5 separate regions of the Homo sapiens genome follow, and regions 1, 2, 3 and 4 are each linked to region 5. A link is a contact called in ENCODE Hi-C or POLR2A ChIA-PET data. All regions are on one chromosome and are shown on one strand. The core of a region is the stretch at or near the end of the contact, and the rest is flanking DNA. Distances in the headings are between cores, read along the strand shown.

The links. Hi-C counts contacts between places; a loop is a spot of excess contacts on that map. ChIA-PET counts read pairs that join two places held with the same protein, here RNA polymerase II (POLR2A). Pooled maps may share reads with other maps.
Region 1: a map of chondrocyte shows a loop between it and region 5 (2.1-fold over the local background). The contact joins the enhancer-like site here to the promoter of SEMA6D in region 5. A Hi-C loop is called at or near these places in 24 of 168 maps with a recorded cell type or tissue (MCF 10A, PC-3, Right ventricle myocardium inferior and 10 more) and 12 of 50 pooled maps.
Region 2: a loop to region 5 is called in a map of dorsolateral prefrontal cortex, with 8 times the contacts of the local background. The contact joins the promoter of LINC01491 here to the promoter of SEMA6D in region 5. A Hi-C loop is called at or near these places in 3 of 168 maps with a recorded cell type or tissue (dorsolateral prefrontal cortex and psoas muscle) and 6 of 50 pooled maps. POLR2A ChIA-PET finds 5 or more read pairs at or near these places in 2 of 52 experiments (AG04450 and MCF 10A).
Region 3: POLR2A ChIA-PET joins it to region 5 with 15 read pairs in Caco-2. The contact joins the enhancer-like site here to the promoter of SEMA6D in region 5. A Hi-C loop is called at or near these places in 3 of 168 maps with a recorded cell type or tissue (Caco-2, DLD1 and GM12878) and 3 of 50 pooled maps. POLR2A ChIA-PET finds 5 or more read pairs at or near these places in 3 of 52 experiments (AG04450, Caco-2 and MCF 10A).
Region 4: a map of heart left ventricle shows a loop between it and region 5 (2.0-fold over the local background). The contact joins the enhancer-like site here to the promoter of SEMA6D in region 5. A Hi-C loop is called at or near these places in 3 of 168 maps with a recorded cell type or tissue (IMR-90 and heart left ventricle) and 1 of 50 pooled maps. POLR2A ChIA-PET finds 5 or more read pairs at or near these places in 2 of 52 experiments (A673 and activated naive CD4-positive, alpha-beta T cell).

The regions. Positions count from the first base shown.
Region 1 is chr15:47,510,823-47,516,367 of GRCh38, forward strand. It overlaps a transcript of SEMA6D not described here. Among named protein-coding and RNA genes, the nearest start is that of SEMA6D, 200 kb to the right of the region's middle. Within about 2 kb of position 3,454, at least 2 of the 41 ENCODE cell types and tissues checked have a DNase peak (open chromatin) inside an H3K27ac peak, as active enhancers do; they include PC-3 and endothelial cell of umbilical vein, where a contact is called at or near this core.
Region 2 is chr15:47,842,855-47,849,006 of GRCh38, forward strand. LINC01491 (long intergenic non-protein coding RNA 1491) reads right to left here and starts at 3,382. Exons shown (of 5, transcript NR_120336.1): 1 at 3,275-3,382; 2 at 1,984-2,111.
Region 3 is chr15:47,959,312-47,964,711 of GRCh38, forward strand. All of the region lies in intron 1 of LOC124900354 (a long non-coding RNA gene), which reads left to right. LOC102724553 (a long non-coding RNA gene) reads right to left here. Exons shown (of 3, transcript XR_001751520.2): 3 at 1-1,314. Among named protein-coding and RNA genes, the nearest start is that of LINC01491, 120 kb to the left of the region's middle. RefSeq lists an enhancer at 2,641-2,700. Within about 2 kb of position 2,625, at least 2 of the 41 ENCODE cell types and tissues checked have a DNase peak (open chromatin) inside an H3K27ac peak, as active enhancers do; they include GM12878, where a contact is called at or near this core.
Region 4 is chr15:47,584,382-47,589,854 of GRCh38, forward strand. It overlaps a transcript of SEMA6D not described here. Among named protein-coding and RNA genes, the nearest start is that of SEMA6D, 130 kb to the right of the region's middle. Within about 2 kb of position 3,755, at least 3 of the 41 ENCODE cell types and tissues checked have a DNase peak (open chromatin) inside an H3K27ac peak, as active enhancers do; they include A673, where a contact is called at or near this core.
Region 5 is chr15:47,716,096-47,721,589 of GRCh38, forward strand. It overlaps SEMA6D (semaphorin 6D), which reads left to right and starts at 1,410. Exons shown (of 19, transcript NM_001358351.3): 1 at 1,410-1,597. RefSeq lists a silencer at 1,237-1,531.

The DNA of each region.
Region 1 (5,545 bases), core at 2,204-4,703, 200 kb before region 5:
GCAGGGAGACTCATCTGTGGACCTCACATCTCCTTCAACACCACCTTCCATATGGCACTTGGTTCTTAAAGGGATGAATAAGTTCCATAAATACTTTATTTTTATGACTTAGATTAATGTGATATTAATACCTTGCTAGAATTAACCAAGTACATTATAACCTAATTTATGAGATGAAAATCTGGGTGTATAATAGGTATTCACAAGTGCCACCTTCTGAATGAATGCCAACATGTAAAGCTTCAAATTTCCTTCAGTTTTCAGTGGTGCCCATGAAACCACCTTTTCAATTACACATGCTGTTGTTGGAGCTCCTGCTTTGCAATTAAGTGTTCATCTTTTTTCAGAGCAGCTTTGGGGAGAATTGTGAAGGAGGTGGAGTTGGTTTGGGGCAATTCCTCATACTTGTTGGGAATTCCTTCAGCATCAGTTTAATCTGTGTCCTTGTTCTGTTTGAAGATCACCACCTTGGCACTTCATGCAGAAAAAGCTTCAACTTTCCAGATTTATAGTTTGCAATTTTAACAGTGGCAAGTGCTCACAAATCATCTAACCTAATTCCTTCATCTTTACAGTTGAAAGGGCAGACACCTAGAGATGTAGCATGACTTGACCGGGATTGGACAGTTGGCCAGCAGTATAACCTCTATTGGATCCCACATCTCCTGCTTCTCAGATCAGTTTTCACTACCCCCCTCCTGCCACATGTGTTAGGTTGCTCCTATATCTTGACACTATTGTCTCTCCCTTCCCTCCTCCATAGAGTTGGCCTGTAATATATCCCTTCAGAAACTTACATGTGACTCATTAAGACAATAATGGTGATTTGTGTTAAAATGAATACCTAATAGGTTTCCAAGATAACAGTTTTTTTGGAGGGGTAGAGAGGAAATCAAGGGAGCTGAGTAGGATTCCAATTAATCCTAAAATTTGACTTTAATGGTGAGGAGTCTAGGATCTCTGGCAGATGGGAGGAGGAGATCATTGAAAGCAAGAAGGGCTTTTGGCACCCCTCAGGCCACACATGTGCTGTGTGAGCCATTGCAGTCTGAAATGTGCACTGCATCGTTTAGGATTTTGCCACCTCTCCTGGGAAAGCAGCTTGCCTGACCTCGGTGAGAAAAAGTTTTAGTCTTAATGACTGTTACATTATTTAAATACCAAGTGTTTGAGGTTAGGCATATTGCCTCACTTTTTTCCTTTGAATCTGACCCTGATTTTAGGTTGTAATTAAAGTTTATTGAACTTTTAGTCAACATCCGCACACGTAAATGCTGATACCAATACATAAGCTGACAACCACTTCACTAGCTACAAGCGCAGTGCTTTAGATGTGCTGTTAGGTTATCAAGCAGTGGTTAGCATCAGGTTTTGCACAGCACAACTCTAGAGGGTGCTATTTATGTTGTGATTTGCTGCACCTTTCCCACATTGCATATGGCACCCTCTTCAATTGAGCAGTTGTGATCTGCAGAGCAGTAAGCAGTGGCTCAGATTAATATTCTTTATTTCTCCTGCATGTGTGATCATGATAGAGAAAATGACCATGCATCATGCGCAATATCCACACAGTTAAACCATCAACAACAGGAGGATCCAGGAGGCAATGAGTGTAAAGGGTCAGATGCCCAATATCTGTGTAGTCCTGACAGGTGGGCAGAGCACAGAAATGTAGCATCATCATGCAGACAGACATGTAGACAGGCAGCATCAGGAGACAATGGCAATTCAGGGTTTGGGGAAAGGATTCCCATTTTGCAGGCAGATGCTTTAGGTATGAGGAAGAATGGCTGAGACTATTCTTAAAAGGCCTAGAATCCTGGACAGGTTACCAAATTGGGGACCTGGATACAAAGGACCAAGACAAAGACTGTGAAGCCACCACTGGGGCACAAAGTGGGAAGCTGATCTCAGAAACAAGACAGAAGCTCACTTGTAGAACTGGATCATACAGTCTGACAGAATTGGTGACTATGGTGATTTGCCTCTGAGTCAACTAAGTGTTGAAGCACATCTCTTTAAGTCCTTGTGATTAAAGACAGGATTGGTCCTAGATCCTGGGGCAGGGATTAGTCTATAGATGGGAGAAATGTGTTCCATGCAGTGGGGAGAGGTGGCCATGAGAGCACAAACCAAGGCAGGCCTTAACAGATACCTTTTGCACTGTCACTTCCCAGTGATGCATAAAACACTGTCATTACCCCCAGGAGGTGGCACGTTCTCAAATTTCAATAGCTTCTGAAAAGGTATAGGTAAATTCATGGATGAAAGACCCAGAGTGAACTATTAATGGAAATGGGGAAATTATGGGGCACACATTTAACCTTTGGGTGGATATTGGGGAATAACAGTCTTCTCCCTTGAAAAAAAAGTGGCCCCCATCATCTGAGAGGGAACACAGGCAGATTGATTTGTATCTGTGATACATATGTATCATGTATCTATAAATTATATTATAATATTAATATTTATGCTACTAGTAGCCCACTTCTATGTATACATCAAAATGTATATTCACATATATATACTCTGGCTGATTTGTCATGCAATCTTACAGTACTAATCTCTATTCCACTACATTTTCCTTGAGGAGAATACCTAACCATCTCTAGTCCTAAATAAGCAGGGAGCCAACAGCTTTGCCCTTCCTTGGTCTTGGGAACTGCAGCTGGCCTTAGGCATGGGTAGAATGGAGCCATGTATTCCAGGAAAACAGACCAGTCGAAAGCAATCTAAACTCCTATTAACAGGGTAGCAGTTACAGAAAAGAAGGGTACCAAAGGGATAAATCTGCAACAGAAGCTTGGCCAGATGGAATGAGCAGGTTTGAGAAGTTGATCCAAGATAGATTCCCAAGGGCAATAGATGATGACGATAATGTGCGTGTGTCTGTGGTTTGTTTTTCTTGAAGCATATCAAGCGAAGCTCAGCAGTTCAGGATACCGAACCAGTCATATGGGTGAGATTCATAGGTGATTCTTCTCTATAACTTTTAAATTGTTTAGGCAAGTACTTACACATTGTAATGCAGATTGTTGAATGCATTAATAAATGTTTGTTCTGCCACCTCAAATGGATGTTTGCGCTGGACCTGTTTCAACAAATCATATAGGGACTCCAAGTCGTTGACCATTCGCAGGATAATCCTTGAAGAGGGATGCAGCTCCGCCATAGAAACTGAGATTCTAGAGGGTGGAAAACTGTACCTTTACACCCACTCTGCATTGGTTCACAAGTCATTGCTAAACGGACAGTGTGGTCTCATTACTTGCATGAGTGAGATGTGGTATGGGAGACTTGGAGGAGAACCCAAACACTCAGTCCAGAGGAACTGCTTCCAGCAAAATTTGAGAAAGAATTCCCTTTCAAGTCTTCCTCTATGTTTTTTCCTGGGGGCAAGAGACTCTCTTAGAACACCAGGAAATGAACCAGTTGGAGTGCCACAGGGCCACGATTGGTCTATTCTTTTCTATGTGCATTCACTCCCTGGGTGATCTCATCCAGTTTCATGGTTTCAAATATCTTATGTCAACCACTCCCACATTCATATCTCCAGTTCAGCTCTCTCTTCCAAGTTCCAAATTTTGCCTCCTTAACATCACCAGAGGTATTATGGACAAATGAAAACTCCTAACCTACCTCCCAAACCATGTCTCACTTGCAGCATTCCCCATTTCAGTTGATTACCACTCCTTTTTTCAGCGGCTTTAGTCAAATACTTTAGCATAATTTTGATTCTTCTCCTTCTATGACACACAACTTCTGACTCATCAGAAAACTATGAAAGCTATATCTTGAAAACATGTCCATAGTCTAACTGCTTCTACTAATACTTTCTTGACCCAAGTCCTCCTGCTTTCTTGCCTTTATTACAGTAGTCTCCTCACTGGTCTACCAATTTATCTTCCCTGGCCACAGTCTATTCTCAACACTTGAAAAAGCTTTCAGTGGATCCTCACTGCGTTCAGAGTAAAAGTCCTTTACAATGGTCAGAAATCCTCCTGCTCAAAATATGTTCCATGGAGCAGCAGCACCAGAGGCACTAGATTAGAGATACAGAAGCTCAGCCTCAGACCAAGTGGATATGACTCTTCCTTTTCACATGATCTCAGTTAATTTATATATACTTGAAAGTTGAAGGTCACTGTTCTGTAAGCCCCACATGATCTGTGTACCTATTATTATTTGATCTCATTTCCTACCCCCATTCTTTCCCTTGCATTCGCCTGGCAGCGTTCACATTGGCCTCCCAAACTTTCTCAAATATGATTGGCATGCTCTTGACTTACGGCTTTTTCATTGGCTGTTCCTTCTGCCTAAATGACCATCCTCCAACCATCAATATCACTAACTCCCTCACCTCCTTCAAGCCTTTGTTCAAATATCACCTTCTCAAAGAGGCCTATTAATAAGCCAGAGTACCCAATTCCGCTTGTTAACTACCTCTTGCTCCACGTACCTAATCTCCATATCTGTCTTCTGTTACTTTTTTCCTTAGCTTTTATCACCTACTGATGTATTATATATTTTAGTTATTATGCCTGTTTTTATCATCTGTTTCCCACTGCCCCCTTCCATGAAAGTCAACTCCACCAGGACATTCAGTGTTATATGTGAAGTGCCTAAAATCACCTTTGACACATAGTAGGCTCTCAACAAATACTTGAATAAATTGATGAATGCAATAGAGATATTCTGTCACCTGATGCTTTGAGAAGAGTGGATATAAACTTTTGTAGCAAGCCTTCTGAAACAGTAGGATTTTTTTTCCCTCCCAGAGGAAGTACAAAGTTCTGAAAGAAGTAGGAAGGACCCTCTCCTGGAGGCAGCCTTCAGCAAAGGCAGAGTTTGTGGAGAGCATTTCCTTTCCCCTTGGAGAATATTTGAGGAACAATGTTAGCATCTTCTTAAAATATGATCTGGCATTTGGAGCATATGTCTCCAGCTAGTAAAAGGCATGAGCTCTGCATGGTTCAACTTTTCAATGAGGCTGCCTTACGACATTTTAATATATTTTGACTCTGTGGGCCAGATGTGGAGCAGAACCAACAAATAGGGCAATTACCTTTCAAAAAATACCCTTTTCTCACTATGCAGTCATTCTCCCAATGCTTTTTCACAGCCAAAGCTATAATTTGGGTGGGTCTGAAAAGGATGACAGAGGTAGTTACTTTTGGAAACCAGAGAGCCACACTTCAAATTATGGTTGGCTGCAGAACTAAGCCTTAGACTTATAATCTCTTATAGGATTCTACTTGCACAGTCGTCCCCATTGAGCCATGTGGAATGGATGGCTTTTGTTATGGGAGCAACATTGTTGTTTATAATGACTCTGCACATCCTGGTTTCTGGAGTGCCGGATTAATTTTATAGCCATGGTGACTTATTTTGGCACCTAGCTACCTCAATGTAAACTTATCTCATTAGTATGCTGAACCGCCAGATACTTTTGTACAGTTTCACCAAATAAGTAGCCAGGCCTTAAAGTAACTTAAATGCAATTACAAAAGAATCTTTTGGAATGAAATGGTGAATTCTGTCTATT
Region 2 (6,152 bases), core at 2,132-4,631, 130 kb after region 5:
AGAAGCAGGCCCTCCCTAGACACCAAATCTGCCTTGATCTTAGACTTCCCAGCCTCCATTACTGTGAGAAATGAATAGACGTTGTTTATAAGCTCCCCATATTATGGCAGCCTGAATGGACTAAGACTACTCAGTGACTAACCCAGATTTATGAACTTCACCATATGGATGCCAGTCACAGGCTGGCTCCCCAGGCCACACTCTGTTAAACTCAGACCCAAACACCTAGTTGAATTACTTCACATTGCTTTCCCTTTGTCTTAGCAGATTATCAGTTGAGCTAAAGGAAATGAACATCCTCATCTTTCCTGCACTGGACATTTTCTCTCAGGGTACCAGCCACTGGAAGAATGATGACCATAGAGTTTCTTGATTGAACTCATGATCTCAGCTTTTCTGGTCACAAGAACTAAAAGTCCCAACTTTAAGTGCTAGCCTGAGAACAACGCAAGTGTCAAGATTGCTCAGGAAATGTGACTTTCTTATCTTGCTCACAAAAAAAGTCATTGTTGCTAAAGCGGGTCAACAAAATTGATTTCAAGGGCTGAGATAGTGATTTTTCACCTGTGCCAAGAGAGCAAGTACTTTTTTCCCAGTGTTTTTTTTACAGACAATCATTTAACTTTGCCTGTAGATGTCAGTGTCCCAGTAACCTCCTTTGGACATGTTAGAAATGGTGTTGAGAACAGACTTCATGGTTTCTACCTTCTGCTTATCACCTCCCCAACAAATGCCCCCTTGTCTCCAATTTCTACGTACAAGAATATCGGTTTTCATGTCTCAGCTTGAGATCCTTGATTTAAATCCCTGATTTATTTTTACTCGTGTCCCCAGTGCCAATGTGGGAGAGTTCAGACATGTTTTCATATTCACTGAGATGTCAGAGAAATTAAAGAAGAGACAGATTTTTCATATCAGTCAGTTAAAGACTAATTACAACTGTGCTTTCCAGCAAACCAGTGATTGTAGGCTAATTTTCGGTTATGAAACAGAAACTGAGGTTAATGAGGCTAATTGTGTTTACCAGCATTTTTGAATAAAAGAAAAGAAGCCAACTCAATTTTGAAGAGACTTCTTTGTCAGGAACAAATTGGGGAAAATTGCTACAGTGGTATCAGCGTTTCCTAAAACTGCTAAGTGCCATGCTTGGGAAACTAACATCCTTGAACACAAGCTAGCAGTCCAGAAAATCAGGTCCTTAGACAGTGAGGCTTTCCTGATCCAAAAGGTATTGCTGCATGACAGTGATAGCTGAAATCTTGAAAGCAATGCCACATAGAGACATTCAAGTGGCTAGCCCTCGATTCTGTCTTCTTGGGTAAGGGGGAGAGGCAGGAGGAATAAGCATATGTTGATGTCTGATAAACCAACATTCTGGCTTTGCTGACTTCTACAGTTTGAGGGAGGTGACAGAGGAATGGAATCACCTGAGAAGAATACTGCTTCCAGCAGGAAACTAATGGGTAACTCTGACACCCCAAATGTGAAGTCACTGCCTCATGTTTTGGGTTGCTCACAAATGGTAATCCCTACTTCCCAGCAATTCCAACAAGGAAGAAGATTGGCTGTAAAAACTCCTGGGGAAAATCATCAGTCAAGAGCCAAAGTTTCCTGAGGCCATGAACCTCCACCAGGTAACAGTACAAGTATTACTGAAATACCAAGTTCATGGGGAAAGAGAGAAATGAAAGGCCAACATTTCCCATGTGGGCTCTATCGGCTTGGTGTGAAGGCTCCTCCCCTTTGATTACGCTAGACCATATGGCAGAGTTAACTGTGCTCTAGAAGAGGTTGATATGTGGCCACTAACATCAGATTACTTTAGTTCTAAATTTAGGTTCCAAGATCTCAATGTTTCTAATGAGGCCTCTATAAAGGATCCTTTGGAGGCATTAGGCAGACTCTAGTGGTACAGTAGCTTTAAGAAGGACAGCAGTATTTTGAAATGCATCACATTGACTATTATAATTCTGAACAACATACCCTGTTTTGAAGGATATCTGGGGTCCTTCAACTTCAGATTGTTTGAAGTAATCACAAACTATTGATATTTGTAATGATGGTAATATGTCCACGATCCAGCTAGGACTAGTGGAGCACAGGACATATGCCTGAGGAATACAAGAAAAAAAGATGACATGGCTTGCACTAAAGGAGTTTACTCTCTTCCAGGGAGACCAATCCCACCCACAGTTGACAAAATTGGGCATGAAATAAATTGTATGTTTTAAAGGACGGTCACATTAGGTGTAATTACATGCCGTAGTACAAGATACAGCAAGTGCTAAACACAATCAGAAATCAAAGATAATTCACATTCACTAAAGCTCTGTTCAAATGCAATTTCTTTTGTGGTCTCATCCCTCTAGTCACTGTTAGTCACCTTTTCCTCGGGGTATACTTGTCTATCTAACTAGTTTTTTCTTTAAACCGTAAGCTCTTTGAGGATAAATATCCTAACTTGCCCTTATATTCTTCACAGCACATAATAATGACATAAAATATACATTCAATAAATATTTACTAAGATGCAAATTAAAAAAGGGAAGATATTTGTGTTTTCTAGAGGTTACTGGGGAAAGAGTTATGGAGAATATAAAAAATAAGCCAGAGCCACAAGAGCTAGAGGGAGACAAATTTAGGTGAGAAAAAAGAAATTGACTGAGCAAATACAGAGAAAGTAACCAACTTGTTTGAGTGGCAGGGGTGGAGTGGGGATCAATAATGAGAAATCTGATGATAGATGAAGAATTGTCATAGATGAACGAAGAAAGCTGAGACAGAGTTTAGAGAAAATAGTTAAAGTATAAGAAGCTTAGGTTTGCCAAAATTCAACTCATTGATCCTTTATGTCCTTTTATGAAATGCATGAAGGTGTTTCTGGGATGGGCTTATGTGAGCTCAGAAAAATGTTTATGACTGCGAGCTTGCAAGGCTGGATGCCTGCTGCACTGGTCCTTTAGAGGTTAGAGTAGTAGGCTGCTTAGGTCAACAATGGAAGTTCAGAAGTAACCCTATGTACAAGGAGTGCTTATTGAAAATCAGGCCAAGAAACTATTTATTGTGGGTATCCAGGCTGTGTCTGTATGCACAAAATATCCTGGCCAACTCTGATTAGCCTAACCTGCCTGGCAAACTAACATGGTCTTGGCTCATAGGATCGAAGTACTGGCTCTCCAGGATCAACAAGGTTAATTAGTCATTTTCCACTGTGGTAACTTTTTGGATATTACAACCTATGCAAGGCATATATTTTCACATTAGATTTTCCTACTTGCTCATAGGATCTGCAGGCTCAGTCCAGGAGAAAACAAGCCTATGGCCACACTGGTGTGCAAAGACTGCAAAATCATCTAGGGATGGTGGGCTGGCTACTTTTTCTGTGGTCACAGGCCTGAGTGTGAACATCCCTATTCATACCAAGAGCCATTTGGTCACAATAGGGCTTTGAGGTCACTTGAATTCTGACATTCTACCCAGCAATCTCCAGAGTTCTCCACAGCAGATCCAGGCCATGGGTAGTTCACAGTGGGCACAGAGCCTCAGCTCATTAACATTTTATGTGTATGAGATAACTGCATCTTGTTTCTGAATAGAAAACTAGTACAGAGTGGCACCCAAATTTCCCCATGTCCAGGCATTCTATGCACTATTGTTTGCAAAATTATAGCAAAATCATGCATTCCTACTATTTTATAACAGGAGAAGGAGGACAAGGAGGAGGAAGATAATTGAGGAGGAGAAGAAGGAGTAAGGGGAGAAGAAGAAGGAGTAGGGGAAGAAGAAGAGGAGGAAAGAGAAGGAGGAGGAGGAAGAAGAGGAAGAAGAGGAGGAGGAGGAAGAGGAGGAGGAAGAGGAGAAGGAGGAGGAGGAGGAGGAGGTCGTCATTATTTTGGCCACCACCACCAAAATGTATCCTGATTGTTTCTCATATTTTCCAATCCAACATTGCAGAAGACTTTCTAATCTCCGTATTTATACTTAGAATTTAAAAATATTCTGAAGGTCAAGAAAGAAGTAGGCAAATCCCCAGGACAGACCCAGCCCTTATGCTCCTCACAACCTGCCTACTCTTGGCTTTTGCAACCTTGAGTTCAACTACCGTCACTTCATACCACCTGTCGCTCCCCACACATGCTGTGTGCTTTCCTGCTTTGTTCCCTCTCCTAGGCTGCAGCCCCTCACCCTCTGCCAAGTTCTAGAAGTGCACAGCATTCCTGAAGGCCTGGTTCAAATACCATCTCTTCTGGTAGGCAGGCAGAGCTCGTCACTCCCTCCTCAGCATGCCCACCCCTGACACTGAGCACTCTTGTCCACTACCTAATTTGTCATGTTGTCATGAAGTTAGTGTTTGATGAATGTGTCCCTTGCTTCTTTGTGAGCTAAGTAAGGATATAGAATGGAGTTTACTCTCATAGGCTGGCATAAAGTAGGTATGCAGAAATAACATTTACTGGATGAATCAATGCTTGCATGCATGAGTGAGTGTATTAAACAATAAAGTTAAAGAAAGAGCCCTCTATTTTCTTCTGAGAGAAATCCTTTCTAAATAAGACAAGGATAAATTCTTCCATGGCTGTAAACTACTCTGTGGGCATAGAGCTAAAGGTTTTGAACTTACTCTTAGAGGACTCTGGTAACTGATATGATACAAAGAACCTAGGAAGATATAAAAAGAACCAAAGGCATTCTGTTACCTCACCTGAGAACAGAGAGAGCAAATTTTCTGAATTAACAGAGTAGACTCCTATTGCTGCATATTTTTGTATATATGAGTGTGTGTGCACACGGGAGGACACACCTGTGTGAGTGGGGGGGGCAGTGTGTGTATATGGGGCAGAAGTCAGGGCATAAGGATTGAGGAACACATGGAGAATGTATCTGAGTTGATAGAGTTAATAACAGACTCTACACAATTACAGGAAACACTTGCACACTGAAAATAATCACAAAAAATATAGAAAATTTGGCCGGGCGCAGTGGCTCACGCCTGTAATCCCAGCACTTTGGGAGGCCAAGGCAGGTGGATCACGAGGTCAGGAGATCAAGACCATCCTGGCTAACATAGGGAAACCCCGTCTCTACTAAAAAATACAAAAAATTAGCCGGGTGTGGTGGCAGGTGCCTATAGTCCCAGCCACTCGGGAGTCTGAGGCAGGAGAATGGCGTGAACACAGGAGGTGAAGCTTGCAGTGAGCTGAGATTGCGCCACTGCACTCCAGCCTGGGCGACAGAGCAAGACTCTGTCTCAAAAAAAAAAAAAGATAAAAGAAAATTTGCAGATTTCTAGAAACAACTTTGACCCTTAGTCCTTTAAAAAAGCAAATAAAAATATGGACTGCTTATGACTGCAAAATTCACTCTTCTTCATATTATCAACTTCTTTGTATTCTTCTATTTTCAAAAAAAGTTAATATTTTGTCTCCCAGGTTAAAAGCAGGAGATTTCCTATTTGTCTAGCTGGACTAAGTTCTGTCTTCTCAGAATTAGGAAGGCAAGAGCTTAGCATCAAACAGGCTTAGACCTCACAAAGCCATTCCTAGCAACAAACAGGAAGTAAAATGCACAGATTTAACAATATGAGACGTTGGTAGAGTAAGTCAGTATTTACCAGGTTGACTGCGTTATGCAGTATAGAAAATTGGTCTATTTGTGAATATTGTGTAATTTCATATACAATTGTTTAATTATAATTTCATTTTAGAAACAAGCTGCTTAGCTGGGTGTGGTGGCGAGGGCCTGTAGTCCTAACTACTCAGGAGGCTGAGGTGGGAAGATTGCTTGAGCCCAGGAGTTTGAGGCTGCAGTGAGCTATGTTTGTGCCACTGCACTGCAGCCTGGGTAACAGAGTGAGACCATGTCTCTAAAAAAAAAAAAAAAAAAAAGTAATAATAAAAATTAAAATAAGCTGCCATCTCTAACATACATTATACAGATTATAAATGAGTCTAACATGCTATGGAGGGAAAAAACTCATGTAGGCCTAGTTCATACTAACAAAACTGCAGTCTGAAAACAAGTGGTTAAAGGGATATCCCTTGCCTCAAATGTTTTCACTATTTTTTCTCTAAAATTATGAGAGTAGTTGCCTAAGTTCTCCAGTTCTCTATGTATGTGTAGCTATAGATGAAAACTCGTTTGCTCTGGAAATA
Region 3 (5,400 bases), core at 1,375-3,874, 240 kb after region 5:
TAAATGTTTCCTGGAAGGAACGCCCAAGTAAGCATGGCCAAGACTTCCACAGATGGAAAGGGAAAACACTACGCTCTCTTTGTGCTTGCACCATATTCAGTAACTAATTAGAGCTTCCTGCTCAGAGCTCTGAGCTGCCCTGGGCCCTTCCTTGCTCAGACTTATGACCATGCCAATCTTCCTAAAGCAGGAACCCCATCCTTCCCTTCCATCTATAAGATTTTTTTCTTCTACTGAAATGCAAGTACTCCGTGAGGATGACTCTTGTAGGTGGAAGGAAGCCATGGAATAAGACCCCAGAAACACATGCCCCTACTTCACCATTCTGCTCACAAGCAGCTCTGCTTGTGAAATCCACTAAGAAATCAGCAATCTAAGTATTTCCCTCAATATGACTCTAGATATTCCATTGTGTTGCTGGCCGGTCTTTTCTTCTTCACATTCACCCTTGGTCCAGAGCAATCTGTATGGCCAGCTATTACTTGAGAGTGACTCTGCTCCCATAAAGTGACTTCCTCCCTAGAGTAGATTGTGGTTTGAGAGAAAGAGAGAGAATAGTCATACCTGTTCCTTTTCTTCGGGGCCAAAATTATAGCTGTTATTTCTTCTAGGGGCAACAAGGACTAATACAAACCTCCCTCAGCACCTTACAAAACTGGCTCAAAAAAAAAAAAAAAAAAGTGAAGGGTGACTGAGCTCGACTGAGCCCTGCAGGGTGTTACCCAAGAGGTGAGCAGATGTCGTTTCAGAAAAGTCAAAAAGGCTCTAACAATGTAGGAAGAAGAAGCTTTTGTGACACTAAAATGGGGTTGAATAAGGCAGACTATAGCTAATGCACAAATCATTTGAAAAGCCTCTTTCTCTGGTGAATGACTCAGTCAGGGGATGTTTGAGCTTGTAAAAAATCACAGGAAGGAATCTACTGACTCCAAGTCCAAGGTGCAGGCCTGTATTCTCCCATGGGCCAAGCAAGACTTCTGGGGAAAGATAAGACACCCTTGTCCTCATACCTTCAGCTTCTCTGTTGTCAATTACCATTGCCACATAATAATTCTGAAAGCGAAAAACAGCTCTCTTGTCATTTCAGCTCAAGCATAGCTTCTTCAATGCATCCATCAGACTTCTCTACTCTGCACTGATCTTTCTTCTTCCTGAATCCCTTTAGCACTCATAATCTATTGTTCACTAATAAACAATTAAAAATGGCTTTATTGGTCATCTCAGATTCTTTTTGGAATGAGTCAGGGCATTATTTAATGTTCATATTGTCCTTCGTTCCACACATGATAATCTTCTTTCTCCACATTAGTAACTCTGTAAAGGCAGAACAAATATAATTATTTTAAACCAACAAGAATCTTATTTTCTGAATTAAAATTTGGCTCATATGGGTCTGCAAGCACAGGTCCATGCGAGAGAATAGTGGGGCAGAATATTCTACATTGGATCTGCCTCTGAACATCCACGTGATCACCACACTCTGTTTCCTGGGGTCATACTCCCACACTGGAGCCAGCACACTGCTGGAGTCTCCACTGCCTGTTGGGAAGATGAGAAGCATCTAGCAAATATCTTCCAGGAGCATTGGTTTTATTCCATGGTAAATAATCTACACATTATTTACACATGAAAACATATTTTCAAGAGCAAAATGGAAGCCTTATGTTATTTTCTAAGATAAAACTTGAATGAAATTTCTTGAAGTTTCTTGAATCTTGGAGTGGGACTTTCAGGCTTCACCAACAACCCCCACCCTTCCACAACCCCCTCCTCCCCAAGCCCATGCCAAGCTCTTCCTGGAGCGCAGGTCCAGGCTTTCCTGCTCTTAGTTACCCTGTGTTCACACTTAAGAAGCACTGCTCTTCCACTCCTACAGTAAGGCAGAGGAGAGTAAGTGCTTGATAAATATTTATTGACATATTGATTCATTGTTCCTTCAAAATTCAGAGCAGCAAAAGGAAGTTGAAATCAAATCTTCTTTTAGGTGTAGGTGGAAAGGTCAATCAATAGTGGCCTTTCTGGCACTGGAGAAACATCCTACCATCCTACTAGAGACGTGTTCTACTTTGTCACTGTAGGTAGGAAGACAGTAATGGCTCCCTCAATGAAATGGTGATAAGAACGAGAACATGGTTCAAGAGAAGAAAAGAAGAAATTGTAGAAGGATAGAACTGGCCAAATGGCAAGGCATCTATGACAGAAAAGAGCAACAACAGAGCAGAGCAGAGCTGAAAGAGACCAGTCTCAGAGAAGCAAACATGTTCAAGCAAAGAACCGGGCAAGTCTTGTTTTCCCTCCAAACCCAAACCTCCTAGAAACTAACAGTTGGTTTTTGATTTCTTTGGGCTTTGTTTTTGTTTTACTTTTGTGTCTCAGAAAGGACCAGAAAAATACAGGGGCTCAGGTGAAACCTTTATGTCAGCAGGAAAAACAAGACTCAGAGAAACCACCTTGGCAGTGCGCCCTCTAGCAGTTCCCAACCACAAAGCGAGCATCCATCCTGTCTTGTTTACAGAAGCCCCAGCCAAAAACAAAATTGCCTAACCATCTTTGCCAAGGGGAACTGGGGTTAACAGTTTTTCAAAAACCTCATAATTCGATAATTTGCAAGTTACCACGACTTCCTCCGTAAAACTGGGCCCCCATGACTAAGAGGTTTCGTTTCAGTTGCGGTATGAAGAGAAACTTGTTGCTGGGCACCATTTGTGCAGCATAAGCCCTGGGATCCCTACAGAGTCTCTCAGTAGGATTCAAATGTCTCAGGAGAGGGGTGGAGCTCATCTGGGTTTCCACATTGGCAGCCAAGGATGCCCAGTGGAGCCATCTTCTCAGATCAGGCATCCTGGTTGTGTTAGTACTTCTAACCACTATGCAATTCACCCAGGCTATCAACTTGCCTGGCAGAAATAGGTCCTTCAAGGAAAATACTAGAATTCCTCTAGGCTGCCAGCCTCCGTTTCAGAGACAGGTGGCAGAGGCTGTGAAGGGTGGCCCAAGAAGCACAAGGGTGAGACAAAGATGAGCAGAGTGAGGCAGCAGCCATCCCCATGTGTGCTCTCCTTGTACACCCCAGGAAGGATCTTAGGGATCATCCAGTCCCTGATTCTCATTAGACAGAAGTGAAAGCTGAGTCTCAAAGAGGTGAATGGTTGACTTAAGCTAGACAGCAAGCTACTTGTGGGGAATAGGGGTAGAAATTAATATTGCTTTTGCTTTTGGAGAATAGTCTCAATATGTCAGTCACTTTTCTAGATGTAATTAATAATATATATTTTTAAAACTTCAAAAACCTATAGGGTAGGTAACATCTCTATTTTTATAGCTTTGTTTTATAAAGAAGGATATATTGTCTGAGAAGTGAGTTCAATCTGGAGCCACATCTGTCTACAAAGCCCATGCTTTTTCCTCACCGTACCTGATGTTCATTCCCAGCTCAGCAGGATTCATGAGACCTTCCCCATAAACTAACCCAAAGGGCAAAAGACTGGGTTGCCATGCCCTGTGGCCATGTTGAGGGTGGTGAGAGGGAGAGTGGCTATTCTTAGGGCTGTAAGTTGTACCTAAGAATATATTTGTGCATAGGAATAATTTTATAAATTAATGTTTATGTTTACCATGCAATGACTAGAACCATCATGGGTTAAATAACATTTTTTGACCCTGTAGGAACTCAAAGACATGCTCTGAGTTCCCAGTAACTGATTATCTTTAATGTGCCTACTGGTGATATCATTAAAATGTAGATTTAAATTCAGTGAGGTCAGAGATTCTTCAATTCTGTAAGCTCCCAGCTAATGCTGATGCTGCCAGTCCATGGACCACAATTTGGGCCACATCCAATTCACAAATAGAGACTCACTCTAAATCAAAAGTTGCTAATTAGGCTGGAGTACCCTATTTCTTTTTTTAATATTGCTGACCCCTAAGCAAGTTCTACTTATCTGTCTGAAAATTGTTGCTGTTTCCAGTGCAACAAGTCACTGCCTACAACTAATATTCCACCTTCTCTAGGACATATCTAGGCTCTGCAAAAAGATGATCTTCCAAAGCTCCACAAAGAAATGCCATTTGTGAATGCTCAGGCACACCTGTGCCTGCTGGCAGCAAGCCATTGACTTTTTCCAACAAGCAAACCAAAGCTTAACAAATTCCACTGTGGAAAGGTGAGCAGTGTGCCCCCTGCGGGCAGCTTCCCACTTCCCCTCCCATAAAATGAGGGCCTTTCAGCCCCACCTTCTTAATGAAGTGTTCAGCGAACACTCCACCGCATCCACCTCCCTTCCAACTTGTACCTCCCACAAACATTTGCCCTGTAAGTTCCTCTAACCAAGTCATCTTTTTTGTTTCCACGTTTTGTCTCTCTAGCCAAATCTTAAGTTCCTTGAGAGCAGAGACTCTGTCTAATCTCTCATTGCATCTTCCCACAAAGCCCAACCCAGTCAGTGTTGTGTTCAAATTATAGGCTAAAGAAACATGTCTCCATTCCCGGAAAGTTTTATTTTCCTGTTGTGTAAGAATGCAACTTCCATTGGGCTTCCGAAGAGTGTCTGTGAAGATCACACAGGAAGGACTCTACAATTATTATGAGTCGATAATTAACTTCTTACCAATGGTAGTGATGGGATTGTATAAATTCACGCCAGAATTCACATCAATGGTATACAAGGATTATATGAGATAATGCATGTGAAAGCACTTGGTAAAGTACAAAGCCCTCTGTAAATGTAAGGTATTATCCTGTTGTTATTATTACTTAGGGCGTATGTTTCTAGCAGAAGTGAACAAACACAAGATCACCAAAAAATGACAGACAGCCTTTGTCTACACCTCAAACCCACTCCGCATGAAAAGGGATTCTTTTTCATTCATTCATCCTTGAATTATAAGTCAGTAAACCAAGATTCGCTCCTGAGCCAGGAAATTGAGGTAAGAGAAAAATATTGGGATGGATCTGCAAACCTAATGCTAGTATCACATGGCAACTCCCATTTCCTGAAGCTCAGGGGGAGCCAGGTACAATTTAATATGATCAAGGGAGCTATTTCATGGGCTGAAGGAGACAGTGAGAATGACTGTCATTCACAGCAGGACAACATAATAGCATCCATGTGTTTGTCTGAATAGACACAGGCACTCCGTATGCACAGCACTTTCACCTTATTGAATAAGGCAGGCTCCCACTTGCTTGCCTCCTGCCTGCCCAGACATTCCTCCACTCCCTGCCCCGACTTTCCTTCTCACCACAGTTTCTTTATCATCCATGTCTTGGAGTGATTCTGGGCCATATATCCTGTGCACTCTTCTCCTAGAACCTCAGCAGCATCTCCCAGCTCCTCTCCCTTTGAAGATTCATATCCCATATACTTCCACATGTTACCTTAAACTCTGGTGTGTGTGTCT
Region 4 (5,473 bases), core at 2,505-5,004, 130 kb before region 5:
CATTGTACTCCAGCCTGAGCAACAAGAGCAAAACTCTGTCTCAGGGGAAAAAAAAAAAAGGAGAGTGAATGAATGCAAATTGAATGGATGGAAATTTGCGGAGGTCAGAGCCTGGCTCTGCCTGATTTATTCAGCCCCTGGCATAGCATCTCATGCAAATAGCCATTTAATACTTGTGTTTGATGATCATGAAAGTGATAATAAAACCCTGCAAGGGATGATTGAGGATAAGGCTCTTTATTTTTGGTATCTTTTGTTGGAAACTGCCTTAAATCTGTTTTAGAAGTAGGCAGGGTACAAATAATAAATGAATGATTGGATGAGGCTTTAAACCTCTGGGGCCTCTCTAGACTTTCCATTTCCTCTCATACCCCCAGGGCAAAGCAGCCTTCTGGGGATGGAAGGTGAAGAGAATTTTTTCATTCATGCATGTATTCATTCAACAAATAAGTTTTGAAAACCAGACCATGCTTCTCTTAAGCAATCACCTTGCTCCAGGGTTTCTAGACCAAGTGACTTCTTGAAGTTTCTTTCAAGGCTGTGATTCTTGATTCTACTCAGAAAAGGTGGGGATATTGAGGAAGTGATATTGATAAGGCCCCACAGGCATCGGAGATTTAGGGAATGTATGAAGGCAGCAGGTGTCCATCGTCTTTCTGCCTATCTTAATACAAAAGCACTGGTGAAATTGCTTTAATGCTTTGTTTGGCATCTGTTTATGTCAAGTCAGATCTTCTCCCAACATCCAAATGAAACCTGATGTGACCTCACATAATACAGCAGATGTGTCACCTTGTAACAAACCCTGCACAAAGGTCTTACTTGACGTTTAAGTGCATCAAAATGGAAATTATATATGATCAGATTTACCTTTCCTAAGCATTTTGCTTCTAGTGGTACCTAAATTATACCAGTTGATTAAAATAGGCAATCAATGTCTGCCTGTTGGTGGTGTCTTAACTTGCTATATATACTGTTGGTAAATACCACAACATTATTTTAATCTGTAAATCGGATTTGTCAGGTCTGATTTATTTAAACGGCTCTCATGTCCCAAATTCTCTCTGACAGCCCCAATATGGGAGCCTATCCTCTTCTTGAAAAGGTAATATTGCCTGGGGCTTGTTGCTACCTTAATAGAGGCAAGGACACTGTGTAGCAAGAAATAAGAGAAAGACAGGCCACCTTTTCTACAACAAGTTTCTGCAAGCCTCCAATAGCTCAACCAAGCAGCGTCTTTTCACAGAAATTAGGAGAGTACTAACTGATCTAGGTGCGAGGCCAAACACATATTATTTATGTCAATAATACTATTGATAACAATAACAAAAATTGATCCATCATTTACTATGTGCTATGCACTGGGCTAAGTAATTTTTTAAAATGTATTATCCTATTCAATTCCTACAGCAACCCCCATAAGCAAGTACTATTTTATATATGCCAAAGCTCGAGTTGAGAAAAGTTTAGAAACTTGCTCAGATTTGTCTGGCACCAGCCTGCAGCCCTAACCACCAGGCACAGACACACAGCCTGTCTCCAAAGAGTTGTTATGATTAACTGGCTTTTTAAAGGAGGGATGAGACTATGGGGGACCATTTGTTCAAGATTACATTCCTACCTGAGACCACTGTGGTTCCTTCAAATTCTGTAATACTCACTTCAATAAACCTGTTAATTTGCTGTTTCTCAGCCTTTTAAAATGAGCAAGTCTTTCTACAATTAAATAATAAGAGACACTTACTTTTAATATTTATTACACATAAAAATGACAAAAAGGTGCCTTTTAAATGAGTTCCATTATATGCTGTTTATTATGGCCTCTTAGATGTATTTTCATGATGTATCCCTTATTTAGTGTACAAACAGTGCTTAGCAGGCAACGGAATTCAGGGACTTCTTACAAGAAGTGATAGGGGCCTATTAGAAGATGAGAGCCAGCACTTTAATTTAGAAGATACATCAAGGATGCCAGGGAAAATGCCAAGAACTCAGAAATCATGGTCTTGCTTCATGTCGTTTTTGTACTGTAGGGCAGTCTTGGTTGGGCAAGGCAGCTAACTTCAGTGAGCCTTAATTAACTTATTTTTACAAAGCTATAACTTTTTATCTACTTCTCAGATTGGCTAGGAAGACCAAATATGGTCCTCTCTTTCATAGTGCTTTGTTACACAAATACAAATAAAAGGTGGTTATATTATCCAAATGGTCTCATATCCTATCATTATATACAGAAGATTTTACTTTCGGAAACCAACAGCATTTTACAATGGAGTTCTATGAGTAAAGCGCCCCCCATACCCCAACAGCTGGCTCATAGTAACAGTGATTTGTGGAATTAAATGAATTGTCTTCGAAGAAAAATCCTGTAGAACGTATTCACAAGTTCCACCCCCCACCCCACCCGGCAGCCATCAGTCTGTAAAGAAAATTCTGTTTCCCTACTTATTTTTTGCTAGAACTGTATTTAAATGTAGGATAAGATTTTCAAAATGAAATTTGACAGGTTTTTTTTTTTTTTTTTTTACAAGACCTGTCTGTGTTTGTCTTCAGCTCTCTTCTCCCCAGGGTGTTTCCAGTGGGCTGGGAAGGCTGCCAAAGGGTAGGCTAGAGGCTGAAGTCTCCAGGGAGTCTGGGTTTGAGGAAAGAGAGAGAAGAGTTATTGTAGTATAGGAGCAGCAGACGGGAAGAAGGAGCTTCAGCATTCGTTGATGGGCCCAACCTGCTGGAGGAAGCCTCTTTCTGGGGCTGGAGGAGCTTTCCCAGCACATGGGAGGAGCAAAGCTGAAGGAGGCAGGCTGGCTGGGAGTGCAGGAGGGCCCTGCAAGGCCCCCTCTGCCCTACCTCACCCCACCCGTCACGGCTCTGTCCTGGGTTTCAAAGTGGTCCCATCACCTCCTCTACACTTCTTCCATTCAGACAGTCCCTTGTCTTGTGTGCCCTGGCTCCATCTTACATTTCTGCTGACTGGAGGGTCCAAACTAGTCTCTGGTCCCACAGCATTTCAGACCTCTCTGAAGAGCATGATTCATTGGAAAATAAAGAAGCCCTAAATCTATACATATCTTCTACAACTGTGAGTCTTATGTTGAAACCCTTACAGTTGTTTAGGGTTAGTTATAGCACAAATAAGAAAAACAAGTCCACTATATATGGTGCAAAATAAATTCTGCCTTCAGTGATCCGAAGCCAGGGCTGGCACATGTTTTCTCTAAAGGACAAGCTAGTCAATATCTTAGGCTTTGAGGGCCATACATTCTTTATCACAGCTAATCTACCCTGTGTTTGTAAGCAGCCATAGACCATATGAATATAGCGGTGTTCCAGTAAAACTTTATTTATAAAAACAGGTGGTGGGGCCAGAGATTGCTGATTGCTGGAGCAATAAAAACATTTTTTACTTTTTCTTTCTTTTTTTTTTTTAATTGAGATGTCACTTTGACATTTCGGATTTCAGTAAATACTAGAAAGCCTGAATCTCCTCCCCTTTCTCCATTTGCATTGTCAGGTGAGCTCACTGTTGTAGCTAAATGAGAGTTGAGATGGCAACATTGATTTACTCAGACAGTTGCCATCTCTCTGAAAAGAGTGGCTGGGAAGTTGCGTGAGTGCAGCTACTTCTACAGGAAAACACAGAGGAAAGATAACTGGATGCCTAACTAATGAAGAAATTCCCCTGACACTCATAGAAAGACTGAGCAGAAAGGGCCTTTTCTCACTGGCTCCCTCCCACGCCCTATCCCATACACACTCCTAGTCCCTCTAATGAGAGTTGGCCAGCCCAGAGGATCCCACAAAGGACTCCAGCCATGACCCCAGTCATGTCTGTCCTCTCACTCTCCAAGATTTCCTGCCCCACTATCCTTCCTCTGCAGAGACATTGCCTTTTCAGAGGGGTAATTAACTTCAGTGAAACTCCAGCAAGGCCATTTGTCTAGGGGACAGAATTGTAGCCTGTTCTGCCCCTATCTTTTAGAGAGTAGATTAAACTGACTTCAGCAGAGTCAAATCCCTGGTATTAGCCTTTCAGCTGCCCCCTCCTTCACAGACAGAGCCACAGGAGCTGCCCGCTCCTGCCTTTCCTCTTTTGTAAGCCATGCTCCTCAGACTCCGTAAAAAAAGAGTCATTACTTGGAGAAAAGTTTTGAGTTAGCATAAGAACTGCACACATCTGAAACCACAAATCACGAATTTGAGACTACAGAGAGCCTCCCTTGCAGGCATTTGCAATTGCAGTTTGAAGACCAGCCATCTGGATGTTGTCTTAAAGTGTGAGTCTCCATTGTGGCTCCGTCTGTGAAGGAAAAAGTAAAGTCCCTGGAAGAATTTAGAGAGTGGGAGTAGGGGTTTAGAAGGCAGTTACACTTAGACATGACTAGTATTTCCTAGAGGACTGAGTTTTATAGTCCCTTAGTAATAAGCAAAGAGCCGAAGAGAGGGTTTGTCAGTCACAAATGAAAAGCAGTGGTTCTCGATCAGGGCAGTTTGTCTGCCAAGGGGACACTTGGCAATCTGGAGATGTTTTTGGTTGCCACAACTGTCACAATGGGGAGGCTGCATACTAATGGCATCTAATGGGTAGAAGCTAAGGATGTTGCTAAACATCGTACGGTGCACAGAACAGACCCCCAACAAAGGATTATCCGGCACCAAATGTCAATAGTACTGAGGTTGAGAAACACTGAATGAAAGGTGTTTCATGTTCTGAGCAGCCCTCCGCTGTGAGTAGTTAAACCATGAGTGGATATGCCGGCTGAGTCACATGAGGGTCCCCTCCCGGCAGGCTTCCTTCAGGGTGTGTGCATGGCTAGACAGCAGAGGGCACCACTCCCACCACACCACCTCCATTCTGGTGGCAAGAAAGGGTACATGGATGGGAAATACTTTCATGTTTCTTCCCCTATGAGGTGCTATTTTTTCTAACAAATGTAGGTAAGGGGGCATGTCTCCACCATGCTTTGCATGGTAAGGGAGATGGGGCAGAAACAGTCTGGCTCCAACTCTGGCAGGCCTTCCTGTTCCTGCTCCAGCCCCTGCTGACTCTGAGTGTGAGTTCTCCCCTGGATCCTGCTGACAAAGCAAGTGTTTGCCCTCCCAGTGGTCCTCTCCTTGGCCTGCTGAGCCATGGGCTCCTTGGCCATGTTTCTCTTCCTCTTTCAATCCAATCCTACCCACTTTCCATCTTTAAAAAACACTCCAAGTTTCTAGTCTGCTCATGTCCACCTTCTTTGCTTTATAGGGATTTAGTGAATTTATTCTTGCATACATATTTCCTTGGTCATTTCAATGGACTTTAGGGAGGCACAGAAGTAGAGGTATTGGCTAAGGGATCCCTCGAGAACAGCAACTCATCCACTGGATTGAACACCAGGACAGTCACTGGTGGCCTTACAAGAGCAGCATCAGTAGAGTGTGTTGGCAGAAGCCAAATTGTAGTAGGTTGAGTAGATTTGAGTAAAGAAAGGCATTTTGG
Region 5 (5,494 bases), core at 160-2,659:
ACCTAATAACAACAGGAAAAAAATCACAGAGCTGTGTTGCCAAAGCTGTTCTTTCCGCCCCCTACTCTTTTCTTCTAATTGGAAGAACAGCAGGAAAGAGTCTATATTTTAAAAGACTCCTCATCCTTCTCTCCCCTTCTTTCCTTGGGTTACACAGTGTTAACTAGGGAGGAAATAGTTCTCCGGATGAGTCCTGCAGCAGTTGCTTGGGGTGTCTTTTTTGAGTTCCTTTTCAAGGCTGTCCTTGGAAGTTTCAGAAACAACGAGGACCAGGGTATTTTTCCTAAATGTAAACATGTAACTGTGTTTGGGAGAAAGCAGGAACCATTGAGGAAAGGAAGTCCTTTCTGCGCCCCTCTCTTCTCTCTTTCACGGTAATTAACCATACTCAAATGAAAATTAAGTTTGGCGGAAAAAGCTCTCTTCTTTTTCTTTAAACAGGGGCATCATGGTTCATTCTAGCCATTTAGAGCCCTCAGTGATCCATAATTCAACTGGAAATTAATAAAACACAGCCCGTTCTTGGAAATGAAGTTTGAATTAAAATCCTCTTGTTTTGGAATATGTGACTTTTTTTTTCCTTTCATTTGTGACAGTCAATTTTAAATGATGTCACTTCAAGGACATTTTCATTTCTCCCACAACATATTACATGAAACACTTGCCTGTAAAACCGGGTCATTAGCCTGCAAAATTATACTGTACAGAATGGCTTTCATTCAAAGTAGAAATGGGATTTTTAGTAGGCAATTTCTGTATTTTATAAAGATAAAGCAATGTTTGATTGCTTTCTTCCCAGCTGTTTTGCTTAGTGGTTATAAAGAGAAATGGGGGGCGGGGGGGTAATGTGGGGGCGGGTTTGTAAAGATGTGCTTAAAAAATAAATCTTACACTGGAAAACTAAGGCAGAACTTCACGGAACAACTGCGCCCGCAGCTCTCCTGGGCTGCAGTGATTTGTCCTCTGGGTTCTGGAGGAAAGCTCTGAAAGAAGTGAGCGAGAGGGAAAGAGGGAGGGAATCGAAAAGGTTGCTTCGCAGGCTGCAGCACCCACTGCGAGCTGGATGACTGAGGCACTGGGAGTTGCTAGAAGGAGCAGCTACTCAGAGGTGGGGAGAGGGAGGGTGCGCAGCAGAGCGCCGGAGAGGAGGGACGCGGAGGCCACCGAGGGGTCAGCAGGGCCGCGGCGCCAGGGTGGGGGCCTCCAGGCGGCGCTGGCCACGGTTCACCCGCGAGGGCGAGCGCGCCCGGCCGGCCGCGCCTCCTGCCGTCCGTGCCCGGGGGTGGGACCCGCGCCGGGAGCTGCCGAGTGCGTGGAGGGAGCCAGGCTCCGGCTCGCCTGATGGATTGACTTGGAGATGGATCGAATTACACCATTTGCCGTGCATCGGTTTGTTTTGCTCCTGCTCTGTCCCGCTGCTGCTGCTGCTGCTGCAAGGGGTGGTGGCGAGTTTCAGGATTCTATCAAGGAAGCCAAGACCTAAGGAGACAGAGGGATATCTATTTTTACAATATTTTTCTTTATTTTCTTTCTTCCTTGCGCGTGGCAAGCTTTTTTTTTTCTTTTTCTTTTTTCTTACCAGCCTCCCCCCAATGAGGTAAGACCGTTTTCAACAATTTGCTAATGCTCTTGTGGCGCCCGGTGGGGGTCGGAACCTGAGATCCCGAATCGCTGTGTGTGTGTGTGTGTGTGTGTGTGTGCGCGCGGTGGGGGTCGGAACCTGAGATCCCGAATCGCTGTGTGTGTGTGTGTGTGTGTGTGTGTGTGTGTGTGTGTGTGTGTGTTGCCACTGGACAGTTGATTTATTTTCCAAGCTGCTCTCTCTGCCTGCCGTGCAAGGGACGCGCAAAGGGCTAGAGAGGTTTGGCGGACGCGTCAAAACTGGCAAAGCTGGCGGCTTAGGGGGAGGGGCAAGTGGACTTGGAGGCCCTCCTCCACTGTGCACCCCCTTGGAAAAAAAGCGGAGGGGGCATCAAGTAAAAGTTTCTTGCCAGGCAGAGCCAGCTCGGCGTCCCCCGCACATAGCTGGGGTTAGCAGGGGTTGCTTCTCTGCCGGGCACAGCGTCTCCAGGAGCCAGCCGGGGAGAGCTGAGCCAAGGCCGAAGGAGCCGCCTGCGGGCTTAGCCGCCCCCTCCCGCCCGTTGGCCCCAGAGCGGACGCTGGGACGCCCGGGGTCTGGCAGCTCTGCGCCCGGCTAGGAGCGGGCGGGCGAGCATTAGCCTGCGTCCTGGAGAAGGGGCGCAGCGCCGCAGTTGAGGCCGGAGCAGCCCCTCGCGGGCGTAGGATACCTGTCAGTGAGCGCCCGGATTGCACGGCCCCCGGGTAGTGCCTGCCGGCGAGGGGCGGGAGCTCGGGTGACTTGGCCATCCCCATCCCCGGCCCAGGCCCGGAGGGCGGCCGCTTCCCACCGTCCCTCTCCCCTTACTGGCAGAGCGCGCTGCGGGCGGACTCCCGGGCCCGGAGCAGCCCACCGGCCACCCCACCGCCCACCCGGCTCCCGGTGTCTCCTCCCGGCCGCTCTACCCAGCAACTTTCCGTGCTTTGTTCCCCGACTGGAAATGCTTTACGGAAGCGTCTTGGACAGGGTCTCCGCCAGGCGACAAGAGCTCGGTGCTGAGATGTGTTACGTTCTCATCTCCCCATCAATTATGGATGGAAACAAATAAGGAAGAGTCAATTTTGCTGAGCCCCTTCTCCGGCAACGAGAGGCGTTCTGCAGCCGGGAGGGAGCCGCCGCTCGCGCCGGCAGCCGCTGGCAGGGGCATGGTGAGGAGGAAGGTAGGGAAACTTTTATTTCCCGTCTTGACAGCGGCGGTGTTTGTCCCTGGTCTGCAGAAACTGATACAGTAGCCTCCTTCCTTGGGTAATTTAGGAGGGCTTGAAGCTTCTTCTGTCATGTGTAATTCTTGGATTGAAATGAAAGGTCATAAAGGACTTGGAAGTGTGCACGAGAATTGGGTTTGAAAAATTTGTGCTCCATCCACTCTTGGGACCATTGCTGTCAGGTGATTGTTTAAATCCTGAACTTGTTAAAAGGCGAAATGTCAGGGAGCTGGCGGGGGTGGGGGTGTGGAGGGGGATTGAAGTCCCGGTATGAATCGCAGCGTTTGAGGAACTTAGGGCAGTACTCCCTGTTCTGGGGTGACCATTCGGTAACTGATGTTCCAGCATCCCGAGCCCTCAGCGCCGTCAGCTGGATGATCTCACAGGGAAGGCGCAGCACATCGTTACTATAGATATATAGACTTCGTCAACAGTCATTGGACCTTATGTCTGCCACTACAGCGGGGGCTTTCCTTTAAAAATAACTGTAGTGTTTCCTGTTACTTGGGGTGAAAGGGCAATGAGTAGGACGATTTTTCCCCAAAACTTCTGGCGGTAAGAATTTTAAGTCTGTAATAAAAATTATGGGTGCTTTTTAAGGTTGCCCTTCCCCCTACTTGATATTTGGGGCCATTAAGTGGATTATTTTGTTTATTCCAAAGCTGAAGTCCCTGGGAAAGGTCTAACATTTTTCTAAACTGGTTTGATCTCTGTCCCTTAGAATAGGAAAAATACTTGTTTGAAGAAAATTTTCAAGGTTTCTTCCTTGTAGTATAAAGAAATCTCATCTCAGACCGCTCAAGGGAAGGATTTTACTCTCCTTTGGTGGCTTAAAAACAGTAGCTTTTGATACTGGTTTACTCTTGCTGTTAAAAAATAAATCCCCTTACTCTCTTAGGTGTCTAACTCAGGAAATTAAGTTGTGTGTAGTCATGTTTAATGTAGTGAGTGACAGGCATATTCTTTCAAGCTGGCAGATATTACACAAACATTTACTCTGGCTTAGATAAATAGAAAATGCCAGATAAGCTCTGAGATTTGGGTCTATATTACCATGAACCTAAACATCTAGAGATAAATAAACCATAGTTCAGCCATAGCTGAGTTTTGTTTTTTATAGTTACTGTCTGTGCTTTGTTTGGTTTAGGTCTCTTAGAATGTACTTCCAGAAAGACAGTTAAATAGATAACCCTAAGGCTTCCAAAATGTGTTGTTGAGCAGACTGTTTTCTTTCATTGGCACATTTTGTTAGATTAACAACTAGCAACTATTTCTTACTGCATCCTACAGAATATTCCTACCTGGCCTTATTCCTCGTAGGGATGCTATATCAATAACCTTTCTTTTTTTTTTTTTTTTTTTTTTTGGAACATTTCTGTGACTCAGGAGAGTATGCCAGAAATGTTGTGACTTCTTCATCACCAACAGCTGGTTAACTTGAGTTTGATTTAGATTTGTGGGCATTTTGCCGTCTTCCTCTTCTTTCTCTCTTTTTTTCTTTTGGTGCCCTCTAATAGCACCATCTGGTCATGTCTCCCCTGGTTTGATGGGTTGATGGATTTGAAAGATGGCTGTGATGTAAATCCGTTAGTCCTTAGAGTGAGGACAACTTAGAAATCCAGAAGACTTCAGTTCCTTGCTGCATGCACAGAAAGGCTCTGTCCAGTAACTGTGACTGGGGTAAGCAGGCCCCTACATCAATGTCGTGGTTTCTGTCGCTTGAAAGGCCACAAGCAAGTAAACAGGAATCAGAGCCTTGATTCACAAAGATGGCCATAATTGCTAAAGACTTATTGAAACTGGAGAAGTTCTTCACTTCTTGCTGCTCCATCATAATAAACCTTGGTAATTAGCTTAGTCATTGTTCTTGCATGTGAGTTTCACTAAGATACAAAGAGTGAAAAATGCATCTGAAATAGGGTCATTTTTCACCCTTTTGATGCATTTTATGCAGAGTTAAGAGCCTGGCTGAATGCCTAACCATTAGTAGTGTAACCGTAGGAGGTGAACTCTTTCCTTGTTATATTGCGTGATAAAATATTGTCTTTTATTTTAATTGATAGACTTTAAGCCTGCATATTCTAGATGCCTTTCTAGAGGAAGCAAGAAGCAGTTGGGGTATGCCAACTAGGCAGTATTTACTGAATATTTATCATTTGCAAGGAGCTGTGCTAGCCAGTGTTCCAACACCAGGTGAGCCAGATATGTTTCTCTGTATTTTCAATAGAGCAAAAATAGAAGGAAATAAAGGATGGGAAAACAGACCTTTTGACAAGAAATGTAGATATGCTTCTTTCTTTAGAAGTGTATTATTTTATTCTAGAGATTTTAAAGCAAGATTATCCATACCAGATATTTGCAGTGGTGCAGCCTACCTGCCTTTAACACTAGTGAATGATTCAATGTACTGTTAAGTGTAATTCACGCATTGAATCTGTCCTTAGAGTGAGAGATCTCACTTTCTGTGGCTCATGTGAATGGAGACTTAGTGTTAATATCTACCAAAGCTAGTGTCTTGGGTTGCCGCTGATTTTGTGAACAGCTGCCAACTTCCAATTGGGGAAAAAAAAAGTGTTCTGATTTATTCCCATGACACACGGAGAGAATAAAAATCACATAACTATTTTAAACATACCATAACACTTTCTAGTTGAGGTGGCTATTGTCAGGT